2 separate regions of the Mus musculus genome follow, and region 1 is linked to region 2. Evidence: chromatin loops called from intact Hi-C (ENCODE). Cell type or tissue: left cerebral cortex. All regions are shown on one strand.

Region 1 (5,000 bases), 1.1 Mb before region 2:
TTTTCCTTTGACCAGCAGAAGAGAATGGAGCCATTGGTGCTTCTGACTGTCTATCTCTGGCCCTCTTCATACCATTGCATGTTGGTCTGTTTTGGCAAACACCTTAGGCCGAGCACCCGAAGCGTGGTACCTTAGCAGAATCAGCGGCTCCAATTGCCTGACTGGACCACCTCATGAGGCCGCAAGCTCCCAGGCTCTGGGTAGGAGTTTATGAGTAGGACTCTTGAACACAGGACTCTTGTGACACAGTCCTGTCAGAGGTTTAAACTGTCCACTGGGTGAAAGCACTGTCTTACTAATTTGACAGTATATGCTTAAGTCCAGATGCTGTGCTTCATGGGCATCTGTAAGCCCCATGGATCCCCACATTGTGCTAGGTATGTTGTCTATACCACGAGAAACAGCTTGTCTAAGCTGACTGTAGGTTTCCTGATCCCTTTCCTCTTGTCATTTGCATAGTGCATTGATTGTGGTGTGAACACATGTGTGTGCACCTGTGTATGCATGTGGGCATGAGTGTGTGTGTGCATGTGTGTGTATGTATCTCTGTGTGTGTGTGTGTGTGTATGTGTGTGTGTAAGCTAGAAATTGTCATCAGAAGTCTCCCTCAGTGACACTCCACTTTACTTTTTGAAACACAGTTTCTTAATAGAACTCCGAGATTGTCAATTCTGGTAGGCTGGCTTGCCAGTAAGTCCTAGGAAGTCTCTTCTGTTTCTAGCTGGGTAGCATTGGGATTACAGGCGTGTACCACTGCGCCCAGATTTTTAACATGATCAAACTTAGCTCTTGGATGGCCAGCACTTTACATGTTGGGCCATCTCTCTAGCCTAACTGGGGTGCTCCATTTTATCTCCCAGTATTATAAAGATCTTGGAGAAAATCTTGTTATTTTAATTGCAGAAAGGATGGAAAATGGATATTCAGAAACTAGGTCCTGATGAGCAGTCCAAGGTAAGGGGTCAGAGCTGTTTTCTGGCCACAGGTATGTTCTCCTGACCTCTCCGTTTTAATTGCTGTCTCAGTGCCACATCAAAGGCTCCACGGGGTGATGACAGTGGCCTTCTGTACCCCGGGCACTCGGTAATGGCTTTAATTCTCTGAATCCCTATGATGACTTAAATTCCCATTTGCACAGAGGTGAATAGGGGCAACAGGGCCATTTTAAAGTCTAAAGAGCTGATAGGGAGAGAGAGGTTCTCCCAGTCATGGATCCATGTGGCCTTTCAACATGAGTTTGTAAGCTAGAAACCTCATGTCCGCAGCGAGTATATTATGTGAGCTTTAAATGTTCTTGTTATTTTCTTTACAAGTAAATTCTACAGAAATCTAAGGTGACTTGCAAGACTCCCTCTCCCTTGTATGTTCTGTTGCTATGGGATGGACATCTTAATTTCCCAAAGTGTAAATGATCAAGCTCTAATCCTCAGTGGTACTGTGTTAAGGGTGGATGGTGGTCTTTCCTGCTGCCTTGTGAGAATGAGGGATGGGAATGAGGGTGTGACTCTGCCAACCTAGGAGAGGTCATCAGCGGGACCTGCGTCACTTGTCACCTTAATCGTTGGCTTTCCAGCCTCTGGAACTGGAAGAAATATTTGTGAAATCACCCAGTGTACAGCATTTTGTTACAGCAACTCAGACTATAATCCCTTTCCCTGTGAATATGATAAGCTATTGTGCCCATGGCTTTGTTCCTCATTAGAGACTGAGAACTGACCAGCAAGACTATTATGTAATCAGAAGAGTTTTAGACAAGTTTGGAAGAATGAGAGGACCAATAGAAAGGGGCCTTATTGTGAAGTATAGTAAACCAGAGAGTGGCCTCCAGGAGCTGTGTGTGATCCTTGACCAACAGATAGCAAAACAGCAGGACTTCTGTCTTGTGCCCACAGGAAGGGAATTCTGCTCATGGCCAGAGGGAGCTTGGAAGAGCATCTCTTCACAGTAGAGCCTCCAGAGAAGGATGCCTGTCGTGCATCTCAAGAGGAGTTCAGGGTTCTGTGCCTACAGCATGCACACCATGAGATAATAAATATGAACAGATTTAGCTACAAAATTGGTGATGATTTATTCTGTAACAATGGAAGTCCAATGAATCTTTCTAAAATGCATTTTAAAAAAAGTCTTGTTTGTAGTAGGTAGAAAAATGATAGAGACCCCATCTTTATTTTGAGGAGCTGAACACTGCAAAAATTTAGCTAGTCAAGAGGAACATTTCCATTTGCCCAAGAGCTGCCGTTTGCAAAGCAGTAGTGTAAATGACCATCTCAGATCAGATTTTTGATGGAGAACTCTGACGAAAAGGTTTTTTTTTTTAATTGCCTCTGAAAACACTGCCTCAAATGGGGTGACAGTGGCTAACTCCAGGATGCCTACAGAAGGTGTTAGTGGGAAGGTTAGTCATGGGGGAAAGGTGACCCCTGAGCAGATCCACACCTTCTGGCTAAAAGAAGCTCCCTTTTTCTTGGGATTGGTCAGTCTCTCAAATATATGATGTCCTTTCCTGAAGGAAGGCTACCTTCCAGATAACCAGGAGTTTCTGTGAAGGTAGCCACAGGCTGGTGATCGGTCCCAGGGTTGTTTGTCTCACTGGGGCACAGAGCCTTCCCCCTCCTCCTCTCTTCCATCCTCTAAGGAGCTTCAGTCGCATCCTTTGTTCATCAAACAAGGTTTTTGCCTGGCTCTGGGACTTGGCAATCTCTCATCTGCAAGAAGAAGACAGAACAGATGGGGATGCTAACCTTTAATTTTAAGCAGCAGCAATGTTTCCCAAAGGCACTGTATGTGCTAGAAGCTGGGCTAGGAAGTCTTACAGATGAAAGGCCTAGGTCATCCTTTCAGTTAAGTCTTCTGGAGCTGAGGTCCTAGAGGGCAGCTTTGAGTAGAGTTCTTCCAGTGCCTCCATAGAGCCTGGAATATATAGGCTTGTTTGCTGAATGAAGAATGAATGAATGAATGAATGAATGAACGAGCTGATGAGCCTATGATCATGACTGGTAGCTCTGGCTTTGATATTAGTGTCATCAGTTTCCATAACGAGAAGCCCAAGGCTCACAGCAGGTAACTAGTATCCCATGGCTGCATCCTAGATCTTATTACCCATCCAAGATCACACAGCTGTGTCCTTGGTTCTGTCCTACCTAGGGGACTGGTCATTCTGAAATGGTTGGGTCCAAGATCCAGGCAGTGTGTGATGGTGGGCAGTGAGGCTCTCTGCCAGTGCCCTCTGAGGTGCTGGAACACAGGTGCAGCAGTCTCAGAAGACTCATGAGTAGGCTTCTGATGAAGACAGATGAAGTGATCTGGGCAAGGAAGGGCAGCCTGACATAGCTTGTTACGTCCCTGTCCTGACCACCGATGTTCCTTAAATGCTTGGTTTCATATTTGGGGAAGTTGAGCATGTCCTCTTGGTGGGAACAGGAGGTCACCTGTAATGTCCATGGGCTCAAAGTAGTCTTCTTTGAAATGTCTTTGCTTCTGGGCCTCTTTAAGGAGCCCAGGATAGAGGCACTTTGAGAGAAAGGTGCAAAGGGCTAGTGACCTTGAATTAAGAATCCATACTTCAGGCTACCTCCCTAAGCTGGAACTAGAGCCTGGTAGTAGGACGCTGGTAACTCTGCTATTTATTCAGTGGAGTTTGTTTCCTGGAGGAGGAAGAGGAGGAAGAGGAGGAGGAGGAGGAGGAGGAGGAGGAGGAGGAGGAGGAGGAGGAGGAGGAGGAGGAGGAGATGCCTTTGGGCCAACCTTGGGAATCAGAATCAAGATGCAGGTGCAGCCAGAAGAACACTGCCTCCTTCCCTCACAACCTCCTCCTACTCAGTCCCACCTGCAGACACAGCTGCAAGAGCCACATCCCACTGGTATTTGGGCTTGCTCCCCTCCGCTCCGACTGATAGTAATTACACTCCCTCTCCGCACACTGGCATTACTCAATTCTTTTCCTTTCTCTGCTTCATTTCAAGATGCCACAAACAGCATTCACTCACATCCCAGCAAGCACAATTAAGATGTCATCCCTCTCTCTGTGCTTTGTTCTTTTCTAGCATCAAGTGAGGACAATTCTGGGGGATTGTTTCTTTCGATCCTCCTCCCACAATTATCTCCTTCAGTTTTCCCTCTCCTGTCTTATTGAAATTCTAAATACATAAAGCTAACTTTATTAATTTCTATCTCAAAAACTCCAACAAAGGTGTACTTATTTTCTCATATGCTTCCCACTGGAATAACGTAGTCTACTGGTGGAGACATGTACCTGCTGTTACTTGAAAAGCAAATATGTATAGACAAACTGAAGATAAGAGGTAGGGATTCTTCTGAAAAGACAATGCAGATTCATTTGCTGGCCTGGCTGGTCAAGCTCTCTCTAGAAATGCCAGGAGGTGGGATGGGAAGTGGGAAGCTGGGTGAGAAGCAGGAAGTGGGGTAGAGAGCAGGAAGCTACTGGGCAGCTTCTCCCTGTAGTCCAGCAGGGCAGGCTGGGAGGCACTGGATTTGGGAGCACGGCTCTTTCTCTTTATAACATCCAGCCAAGTCCCTGATGACTGTCTTTCAGATCTGAACATTCCTCCCCAGAATGTTGGGCACCCATGTGAACAGGTCTAAATTGAAATTCTAAATGAGTACTCACTGAAAGTTGGTTTAATACAAAGAAAGGACCACAAATGAAACCTTCTAAGCCTTCTGTACGTTTCCAATACATGTCCAGTTCTTTGGAAAAGTCATTGTTACTGGTTGAAGACAGATTTATTTAATTCCCAAATGCCACCTCCAGAGGGCACAGCTGTCTCAAAAAAAAAATTTTTTTTTTCTTTTTTAACTTCCTTCAGTTTTCTTTAGGCTTGAATAAAGGGGCTCTGCAATCTCTGATTATGATTCCTGGGATCCGAAAATGAAGCATTTAATACAATACATTTTAACATTCATTTACATTTTATGGTAGCCCATTGTCTTTTTTTTATAGGTATTTAATATGCGTACTGTATTTATGTTTTAGCGGAAAA
Region 2 (5,000 bases):
TTTTGGTTTTGGGTTTGGGGGGGTTGTTTTGTTTTGTTTTTTGTTTTGTTTTGTTGTTATTGTTGTTGTTGTTCTGTAGTCCCAGGAAGATTATCTAGACCTCAGCTTTAGAAATTAGAATGACAAGGCAAGAGACTGTGCATACAGTCCTGCTTGACTCCAATCATTGCCTACTGCATGGTCACTGATGAGGGCCTTCTTGGCACTTCCACACTATGTTGGGGTGATCCAGTGACCACTCGGATCCATTGGACGGGAGAATCCTGCTCAGAGTTCTAAGAAACTCTGGGTATATAGCTCACAGCTCCCTCTCATTTCTATATGGTCTTACTGTCTTACGAGGCTCACAGAGAATTCCAAGCATTGTCTCAGGTCCATCCATGGGCTCTTCAATGTTGCTTACCATTTAGGACTTAAACTGTTGTTGGTGTCATTGCCTCAGAGTACATTTTAGGAAAATAAAAGTGCAAGCTCTGCATGGATGACCATGATAAAGAGAGTCCATTTCACAAAAGGGTGGAAAGAGTTCAAGGCCAGCCCAAGGATGATCTTGCAAAGTGGAAATTAGCATGAACAGGGAACTGCCTTACAGCTCAAGAAGGAAGACACATTGATGGAGCCCAAGACCTGGGGAAGCCAAGCAGAAACATGAAGCATGCATAAGAGTGTCCTGTAGGATCTGCGACCATGGACAGCAGCACTGTTCGGTGGCTCCACCCAGCAGCATCTGACACCAGCCAACAGCTGAAGATGCCTCGTTCAGCAAGGAGAGTCAAGGAGTAAAATCTCGGCTTCCTCCTTTCTCTACCTCTCAGTCTCCCTCCACAGTCTCCCAATGGTTCAACCTACACAGAAGCAACCTGATCTGACCAGGTTGGTGGGGAAACACACCTTGTTTGGCCTGAGGCGACAGAGAATAGATTAGAGGGTGTCTTACTTATTTTTTTTTCTATTGCTGTGATAGGATACTACACAACCTAGGAAATTGATAGAAAAAAGAATTTATTTGGAGCCTACCATTTCAACGGGTTAAAGTTAATGACCATCATGGCTAGGAGCAGAGCAGTAGGCAGGCGGCCACAATACTGGAGCAGCTGCTGAAATCAACATCGTTAGACATAACCAAGAAGGTGTGTGTGTGTGTGTGTGTGTGTGTGTGTGTGTGTGTGTGTGTGTGTGTGTGTAGAGAGAGAGAGAGAGAGAAAGAGAGAGGGAGAGAAAGAGAGAGAGAGTCAAATTGGTGGGGATTTTTGAAACCTCAAAAGCCAGCCCCAGTAACACACCACAATTCCTAACAGTCCCCAAACAGTCCTGCTAATTGGGGACCAAATATGTAAATCGATGAGCTTATGGGATCTATTCTTATTCAAATCACCACAGAGAGGGAAGAGGAAAATTACCCACTCTCTTATCAATTGAATGGACTTTCAACAGGTTTCCTGGATGTTACTCATCCCCTCCTTTCTGCTTGGTGCTGAGGTTTCTTTAAACTGGCTTCCTCACCCATCCCCTTCCACCCTCTAGTATCTTTCTGTGGCTTTGGAGATGAAAACTGAAGTGCCCTGTCATGGCTTCCAGTGTGGGGGTGGCGGGGGGTGGGGGGGGGGGTTGCTGTGTGGTCTCTCCTGCTTTTGTCAGTCTTCCCAGCTCATTTCAGATCTCTCCCTCTCAGTCACCAAGCTCCATCCCAGGTGTTCCCTTCCACTCCCCACGATGTGCCAACTGCAGGGCCTTCACACCTGTCCTCCCATCTGTCTGGAAAGATCTGTTCCCTCTGCTTTCGCTAAACACTCCTCATCCCACAGGTTTCGGCTTAAATGTTATTTCTGGGAGAGGTTTTCCTCAGACCGTCCCCCATTTCAATTAGATGCAACTTTCGTGGTCTTAATCACTCCCTGAACTTCCCCTCACAGCACCGAGCACAATTTATAGGCATATATTTGCTTATGTCTATTTTTTTTTTTTTTTGGTAACATCTGCTCTCCACCTGTCTGGAAACTTGACAATGATAGACATCTTGCTGAGCCTTCTCACGGGGGCACCTGATGCATACAGTGCCATACCTGGCATACCCAGTACCTGTTAAAGAACTGTATAGGGAATGCAGTGGTCTGATTGGGCAGAACTACATTTTTTTTTCCAAAGTTCAGCCAGCCTCCCTTCTGCCCCTTCACTTAGCGAGCCAGAAATAAGCATCTTTGAATAAAGTCTGCTCCACGGTAAATACATTTGCAAACCTGTATTGCTAAATTGAGTTTCCGAGATGCATTTCCCACCCCTACTTCTGCGTTTAGGACAAAAAGTTCATTGTGTCCTTCAGAGAATAACAATTGCTGGAAAAGGTGGGGGGGGGAGCAAAAACCAGGAGCTGCCAGTTACCTTTTCATGACATGTGGCAAAGCTTTTTCATTTCCAGTCAACAATGTAGCGTGTCCTTATTTTGTGTGTGTGACTATGATGCTGTCATGCTTTGTAATGTTCGTCTAATAACACAGGGATATCACGGTACATTTATATTACTCACAAAAGACCAGACCATTCTCTCCGGATGTGAGGCACGGTGTTCGGAGAAGGCCTTTTAAGTAGGTTTTGGTTTTGACACAGGAAAGGCTACCAGTATAACACAGTCAAGGACACGTTCATGGTTGTAACCATGGCCCCTCCTTGTGGCAGAACACACGCAATGACTCCAAATCTACTTCCTAATTCCTAGTGCCTTCACAAGCAAACCAACTCAAAGGCACAATATGCGGGCGATCTTTGTCTGATATTTCAGCTGTGGCTTTGACACATCTCTCATTGGTTCCTTAGCACATCACCCAAAGCATTTTTTTTCTTAGTGGGGCAGCCCTCAAGTCTTTAATTCTGGCTTGTTATTTCCCTTCTTACTGAGCTAAGTGTGTTATTAATAACAGCAACAAAAAAATTAAGTATGGTGTGCACACTAATCTAAAATTTTGAGTTGGCAATTAGTTGGAGCGAAATGCAATTAGATGTTTTCCTTCAAGTCCTAATTTACATGCTGGAAAACATGGGCAGCCTTTGCGAGTAATTGCAAAAATAAGCCCAGCTTTCTGTGTTTGTGTACAAACCCAAAGCTTCCCCCAGCACACCTGCCTTTGCCTAAATAGAATAGAATCCCAGGGGTCTTTTTGCTTTATGATCACTTGGATATACAGCAGAGAAGGAACTTATCAGCCTGTGGGTGAAAATGTGTTTTCTCTTGGCTGCAGAAGCTTCGCATTAATTGGCATTGACATTACCCGTGGAGAGCCGGGTGTATAAACTAAACCTGACAGTGTCTCTGGGTAGCCCCATGAGGTGAATTAAGGCTCTTCAGAGTTCCAGCACCCCTTTTTTGTGCACTCAGAGTAATAGCTAATGCAATCCAATCCATTAAGCACTTCATGAGCATCTATCCTATGCAACCCTGCTAGGAGCCCTGGAGGTTACAAATGGAGTGAGATACTGTTGACATCTTCAAGAGGTTACAGACTAGTAGAGGAGATAAGGGTATACCACAAACACCACCATGAGATAGGTCTCCCTAGAGACAGAGCACACCAAGGCTCAGCTGTAAAACTTCCTCCACCATGGCTCCTCGAAGAGGATGAGAAGTAGGTGAGATTCTGGCCACCACAAGCAAACCCCAATGGAGAATCAAGTTTCAACTCAGAGTTCCACCAAGCAGCAGCTCATGTGATCTCGCAACAAAGAGAAGGAATCTCCTACCTCTGCAGAAGAAGGGAAAGTGGAAGGATCTGGGATGAAATAAAAGGCCAAAGACTTGGTGATTTCAGCAAATAGCATGAAGACCTCTGGAAAGAGAAAGCAACACCTTAAGATGTGTGGAAGATCAGTACTATCCAGTACGTGCAGGGGGGTGGGGGGGAGCCACATGCTAGTGCAACTTGCATAATACAAAGAAGAAAGAAAAAAAAAAAACAATAGCCCAGAATACAAATGGTGACCACACTGCTATACAGTTATCACAATTATCACAGTTACTGCTTAATGAAGGGACAGGGGTGTGCAACAGCAGACTACCTATGTTTAATTGGTAGTTCTTAATTATAAATAATTTTACATGATGACCCCACATTGTCTCAAAGATAAGTTTAGATGGCTAATAGTCTTATTATCTTCATAATGCCTCAGTAAAAGAACTCATTTTAGATATTATGTACACACGTACCTAAGCTAAAGAGACCCCCCAACTGATGGTGGCGATCAAGACAGCTTATAAAATATTGTGCATAGGCCAGTTCACCAAGTGCAGTTCGGTGCCTGAGACTTGGTTACATGCCTGAGGTTGCTGTATATTACAGAAGTGCAGTGTTGCTAAGTGTTCAAGTCAAGACTCAAAGCAAAGAAGCAGCTGCAGCTAGAGAAATCATGGAGAGCCTGTTGAAAGGGAGCCCTCCTTGAAAGATGGATGAGAGAGATGAAGAGAGGGATGCCTATCTCTGGAATAGGATGCCCCAGTGCTGGGGAAGTAGCAGAGTACCTGGCTGCTCACTTTGTAGAGCGAACACAGAGTGAGCTTTGCCCTTGCCCTTTCTACATATGGGCAACACTCAAGAAATGAAAACTAGCAGCATATCTTCTCCCTGTGACAGAGAGCCAACTTTATGCTAGGTAGACACTGCACCTGCATGGGGTTATGGGCTATGGGTATGGGTTATGGGTTATGGGTTATGGGTATGGGTTATGGGTTATGGGCTATGGGTATGGGTTATGGGTTATGGGCTATGGGTTATGGGTTATGGGTTATGGGTTATAGGTTATGGGTTATGGGTTATAGGTTATGGGCTATGGGTATGGGTTATGGGTTATGGGTATGGGTATGGGCTATGGGCTATGGGCTATGGGTTATGGGTTATGGGTTATGGGTTATGGGCTATGGGCTATGGGCTATGGGTTATGGGTTATGGGATATAGGTTATAGGTTATGGGAGGACCTGATAGAGAATGAGTCACCATTTTTTTTTAATCTTTGC

Evidence for each region. Hi-C counts contacts between places; a loop is a spot of excess contacts. Peaks named below come from ENCODE experiments on the same cell type or tissue, not always from the same donor. Only the 100,000 strongest peaks of a DNase experiment are listed, where the experiment ranks them.
Region 1: it touches region 2 in a loop (5-fold over the local background); 14 of 42 quality-filtered maps call a loop at or near these places.

Annotation. Positions count from the first base shown.
Region 1 is chr10:92,652,366-92,657,365 of GRCm38, reverse strand. It overlaps Gm31822 (a long non-coding RNA gene), which reads right to left. Exons shown (of 3, transcript XR_380678.2): 3 at 2,512-2,705. Among named protein-coding and RNA genes, the nearest start is that of Gm31822, 11 kb to the right of the region's middle. In left cerebral cortex, a CTCF peak has its summit at 4,776 (motif pointing right); DNase peaks (open chromatin) are centred at 2,682, 4,523 and 4,758.
Region 2 is chr10:91,543,971-91,548,970 of GRCm38, reverse strand. No RefSeq gene overlaps it. Among named protein-coding and RNA genes, the nearest start is that of Gm40736, 140 kb to the right of the region's middle. In left cerebral cortex, a CTCF peak has its summit at 2,668; DNase peaks (open chromatin) are centred at 1,767 and 2,641.